2 separate regions of the Homo sapiens genome follow, and region 2 is linked to region 1. The links are chromatin loops, found by intact Hi-C in ENCODE. Cell type or tissue: prostate gland. All regions are shown on one strand.

Region 1 (2,500 bases):
AGTGAGAAATGGGAAAACAACTTCCCTGCCTTACTGCCATCCTACTGTTTGAGGAGCCAGAAGTTGACTTGAAGTTGCAAGGTCACCTTTTCCAGCTAAACCCCACTCCATAGCTATGTGTACTTTTTTTTTTTTTTTTTTTTTGAGACGGAATCTCGCACTCTGGCCTGGGCTAGGATGCAATGGTGCGATCTTGGCTCACTGCAACCTCTGCGTCCTGGATTCACGTGATTCTCCTGCCTCAGCCTCCCCAGTAGCTGGGATTACAGGGGCCCACCACCACGCCTGGCTAAGAATTCTTTCTTTCTTACACACGATCCAAGAATCCTCTCTTGGAGTCTGGATGGGACACCTTTCTGGTAACAGTTGCAGTGAGCTGAGATCGTGCCACTGCACTCCAGCCTGGGTGACAGAGACCCCGTCTCAAAAAAAAAAAAAAAAAAATCGAAGTGTGATTCTGAGCCTCTTTGAAAATACTGCTTAGGATAGCTGGTGTGGCCCACTCCCATAATCCCATCACTTTGGGAGGCCTAGGCAGGAGGATCCCTTGAGCCCAGGAGTTCAAGACCAGACTGGGCAACATAGTAAGACCCTGTCTCTCTACAAAATAAAATTAGCTGGGCATGGTAGCACACACCTGTGCTCCTAGCTACTTGGGAGGCTTAGGATCTGCTTGAGCTGGGGAGGTCGAGGCTGCAGTGAGGCATGATCATACCACTGCACTCCAGCCTGGGGGACAAAGGGAGACCCTGCCTCAGAGAGAGACAGATAAATTATACTGCTTAAATTCATCTCAAGTCGCTCTAACTCACAACAAATGCTTACCCTGGCAGAGAACGTGTGATTTTGAGGTTGCTTTCACACATACCTGCTAGTGTCCACTAGGTCTCCACTTCTTACCGTGAGGCTGGGTTTCGCGTTCTGGTTCCAGGCTGTCCCCCCACTGCCTGCCCCTGCCCCGAATCGCAGGTTTTGCCGCAATGGCAAGTCCCAACTTGGCCAACAGGGGGCGCCCGCCCGAACCGCCAGGACCGAGACTCGCGAGCTTCCGGGCCCAGTTCCTCAGATTCAGCGCGGGGGAGAGCTGCGGGCCCCGCCGGGGGAGCCCAGGGGGCCTTCGCAGAGGATCTGGAGGCCTTTCAGAAAGGAAGCCAGGTGCAGGGACGACCCGAAGCCCGGACCCCAGCCCCGGCGCTGCAACAGGCCCGCCCTCCCTGCCTTGGCCCTTCCCTCTTACTATTTTTATTTTGAGCGAGAGTCTCGCTGTGTCACCCAGGCTGGTCTCGAACTCCCCCTCCCAAAGTGCTGGGATCACAGGCGTGAGCCACCGCGCCCGCTGGCTCCCGATCTTCCGCGGGGCCCAGACGCCAAGGTCCCGGCTCTCCATTCGAAAGCGGAGTCCCCCTCTCCGGAGTCGAATGGAATCCCCGCTTCCCGGCTTCCCGCTCCTGAGGCTTAGTCCCCGCCTCTCCCCGAGGGGCTCAGCCCCGCTGTTTCCTCCAGAGGCGGATCCCGCAGTTTTCCCCCCAGAAAAGGAATTCAGCATTTTTTATCCTAGGTCTAACCCGGCCTTCCGCTCCAAGACTAAGTGATGGTCTACGCCGCCGGCGGCCGAATCCCCACCCGCCCTACCAGAGGCTAAGCCCCCACCTCGCGCTTAAGGGAACGAGTCCCGATCTGTCGCCGTAGTGCCGCCCCAGGCTGCCGGCCGCCGAGTCCCCGTTCCCTCCGCACCCGCCACCCCGCGTAGGCTGACTCCCCGCTTGCCGCCCCAAACCGAAGTCCCAATTTTTAGCTTCAGTGGCCTCAGAGACCTGACTTTTCCAAGCTTCCATAGGAAGGTGAGGATGGAGAGCATCTGGCATCCGGAGCCCCTGTCCCTCGGCACAGCCCCGAGGCCTCCGGGGGGTCGGGGGAAAGGGTTCGGGGACCGCAGGGGCGATGAAGCCCCAAACCCTGAGCCATTCTCCGTGCTTCTGGCCTTAGAGGGACTTGCGCACACATGGCTGAGAATATTAACCAGAAAGGTGTTACTGATACCAGAAAGGGGTCCCGATCCAGACCCCAAGAGAGAGTTCTTGGACCTTGGGCAAAAATTCCAGGCGATTCCATAGAGTAAAGTGAAAGCAAGTTTATTAAGAAAGCAAAGGAATAAAGAAGGGCTACTCCATAGGCAGAGCACCAGCGTGGGCTGCTCAACTGATTGTAGTTACTTCCTGACTATATGCCAAACAAGGGGTGGATTATTCAGGAGTTTTCCAGGAAAGGGGTGGGCAGTTCCTGGAACTGAAGGTTCTTCCCCCTCTTTTAGACCATATAGGGTAACTTCTGGACATTACCATGGCATTTGTAAACTGTCATGGTGCAAAAAAAAAAAAAAAAAAAAAAAAAAAAAAAGACACTTTTATCATGCTAAAATATTATAATTAGCATATAATGAGCAGTGAGGACGATCAGAGGTCACTTTCCTGGCCATCTTGGTTGTGGTGGTTTTGGGCAG
Region 2 (2,500 bases), 330 kb after region 1:
TGGCTACAGTGAGCCAATCACACCACTGCACTGTAGCTGGGCGATAGAGTAAGACTGTCAAAAAAAAAAAAAAAAAAGAAAAAGAATATGAGATATAAGAAAATTTTATGATAGCCTGGGGCCAAGGAAGAGTACCCAAGGAATGACAAACTTGGAAGAGGGAGCCTGTCTTCAGGCTAGGGTTCAGACCTCGTTGGAAAAATACAGTTGCAGCCCACTGGATGGCAGAGAAGTTGGTTTGCCCAGGTTGGAGCTGGTCTATAATATCAGACAAGCAAGAAGCAACCCTCTGAGGCCACAAGGGATGTAAAGACGTAGGCAAGCTGCAACTCTCAGCCTGGGGTGTTAGGTGGACGGTGTGAATGGGAGTGCTGGTGCAGGCAGGAGGCCTGCAACACACAGTGTCAATATGGCAAGGTAGGCCGGGCATGGTGGCTCACGCCTGTAATCCTAACACTTTGGGAGGCCGAGGTGGGCAGATCACCTGAGGTTGGGGGTTCGAGATCAGCCTGACCAACGTGGAGAAACCCCGTCTCTACTAACGATACCAGTTTGAGACCAGCCTGGCCAACATGGTGAAACCCCATCTCTACTAAAACTACAAAATTAGCTGGGCATGGTGGTGCGTGCCTGTAATCCCAGCTACTTGGGAGGCTGAGGCAGGAGAATTGCTGGAACCTGGGAGGCAGAGGTTGCAGTGAGCCGGTATTGCTCCATTGCACTCCAGCCTGGGCAACAAGAGCAAAACTCCGTCTCAAAAAAAAAAAACAAAAAACACACAGGCTGGGCGAGGTGGCTCACACCTGTAATCCCAACACTTTGGGAAGCCGAGGCAGGCAGATCACAAGGTCAGGAGATCGAGACCATCCTGGCTAACACGGTGAAACCCCGTCTCTACTAAAAATACAAAAAAAATTAGCTGGGCGTGATGGCAGGCTCCTGTAGTCTCAGCTACTCAGGAGGCTGAGGTAGGAGGATGGCGTGAAGTCGGGAGGCGGAGCTTGCAGGAGCCGAGATCGTGCCACTGTACTCCAGCCTGGGCGACAGAGCGAGACGCTGTCTCAAAAAACCTGTGGCTGGGCATACAGGTGTGCAGAGGACATTGGTGGAAACACTAGTGCACAGGCAGGATGCAGCCAGTGGCCAGGCATCTTGGTATAGAGAGGAAGTGGGGACCTGGTGTGGGCAGGAAGCCTGGAGTGCAGCGTCTGTCCAGACAGCTTGAGAAGGTGATCCGGAAAGTGCTGCGATGTTGCTGAGGGACCATGCTTTGCGGATGTGTGGCTGGGGCGGAGCAGTACTAGATATTCTCACACCCTGACTGCTGGCTGACCACCAACCCTGGAAGCACAGGAGGGCCCCTTCCTAGTGCAGTGTCCTTCCAGCGCCCTCTGCTGAGAAAGCTTAACATGCTCACTATAAAGGAGAAATGTTTAAAGGAATGCTGACCATTACCACAGAACATGGGTTAAAGGGTGAATTTGGAGCTGAGAGGCAATGCGTTGATAACTGGCATGCTAGATTTGTATGAATATCTATTTTCCTATCAGATGTTTTTTCACCCAATGATTTTAGTTATAGAATGTCAAAAGAAATGCATATGGGTTGTAAATTCAAATAATGCCAAAGTATATACAGACATGCTTTGGAGATATTATGGGTTCAGTTCCAGACTACAACAATATAATGAATATTGCAAAACACGTCACATGAATTTTTTTGGTTTCCCAGTCCATATAAAAGTTTTATGTTTACAGTATACTGTAGTATATTAGGTGTGCAATAGCATTATGTCTAAACAAAAGTACGTAACTTAAAAATACTTTATTGCTAAAATATGCTAGTGATTATCAGAGTCTTAAGCAACGTGTAGTATTTGTGCTGGTGGAGGGTCTTGCCTCAGTGATGATGACTACTAATTAATCTGAGTTGTGGTTGCTGAAGGTTAGGGTGGCTATCATAATTTCTTAAAACAACAATGAAGTTGCCACAACAGTGGGCTCTTCCTTTCATGAAAGATTTCTCAGTAGCATGCAATGCTGTCTGATAGCATTTTATCCAAAATAGAACTTTCAAAATTGGAGTTAATCCTTTCAAACCACGCCGCTGCTTTATTAACTAAGTATATGTAATACTCCGAATCCTTTGTTGTCATTTCAACAGTGTTCACAATAGTAGATGCCATCTCAAGAAACCACTTTCAGCCGGGCATGGTGGCTCACACTTGTAGTCCCAGCACTTTAGGAGGCCAAGGTGGGCAGAGCACTTGAGGCCAGGAGTTCAAAACCAGCCTGGCCAACATGGTGAAACCGTGTCTCTACTAAAAATACAAAAATTAGCTGGGTGTGGTGCTGGGTGCCTGTAATCCCAGCTACAGGAAGCCTAGGCAGGAGAATTGCTTGAACCTGGGAAGCAGACGTTGCAGTGAGCCGAGATCGTGCCACTGCACTCCAGCCTGGGTGACAGAGCAAGACTCTGTCTCAAAACAAACAAACAACAA

Evidence for each region. Hi-C counts contacts between places; a loop is a spot of excess contacts. Peaks named below come from ENCODE experiments on the same cell type or tissue, not always from the same donor. Only the 100,000 strongest peaks of a DNase experiment are listed, where the experiment ranks them.
Region 2: it touches region 1 in a loop (3.0-fold over the local background); 4 of 110 quality-filtered maps call a loop at or near these places.

What each region holds. Positions count from the first base shown.
Region 1 is chr20:2,523,555-2,526,054 of GRCh38, forward strand. It overlaps a transcript of ZNF343 not described here. Among named protein-coding and RNA genes, the nearest start is that of TMC2, 12 kb to the right of the region's middle. RefSeq lists a silencer at 1,091-1,260. In prostate gland, a CTCF peak has its summit at 990 (motif pointing right); DNase peaks (open chromatin) are centred at 1,017, 1,529 and 2,217; H3K4me3 peaks cover 1,470 bases; H3K27ac peaks cover 1,370 bases.
Region 2 is chr20:2,850,907-2,853,406 of GRCh38, forward strand. The region is part of intron 1 of VPS16 (VPS16 core subunit of CORVET and HOPS complexes); the gene reads left to right. Among named protein-coding and RNA genes, the nearest start is that of VPS16, 11 kb to the left of the region's middle. In prostate gland, a CTCF peak has its summit at 1,384 (motif pointing left); a DNase peak (open chromatin) is centred at 1,355.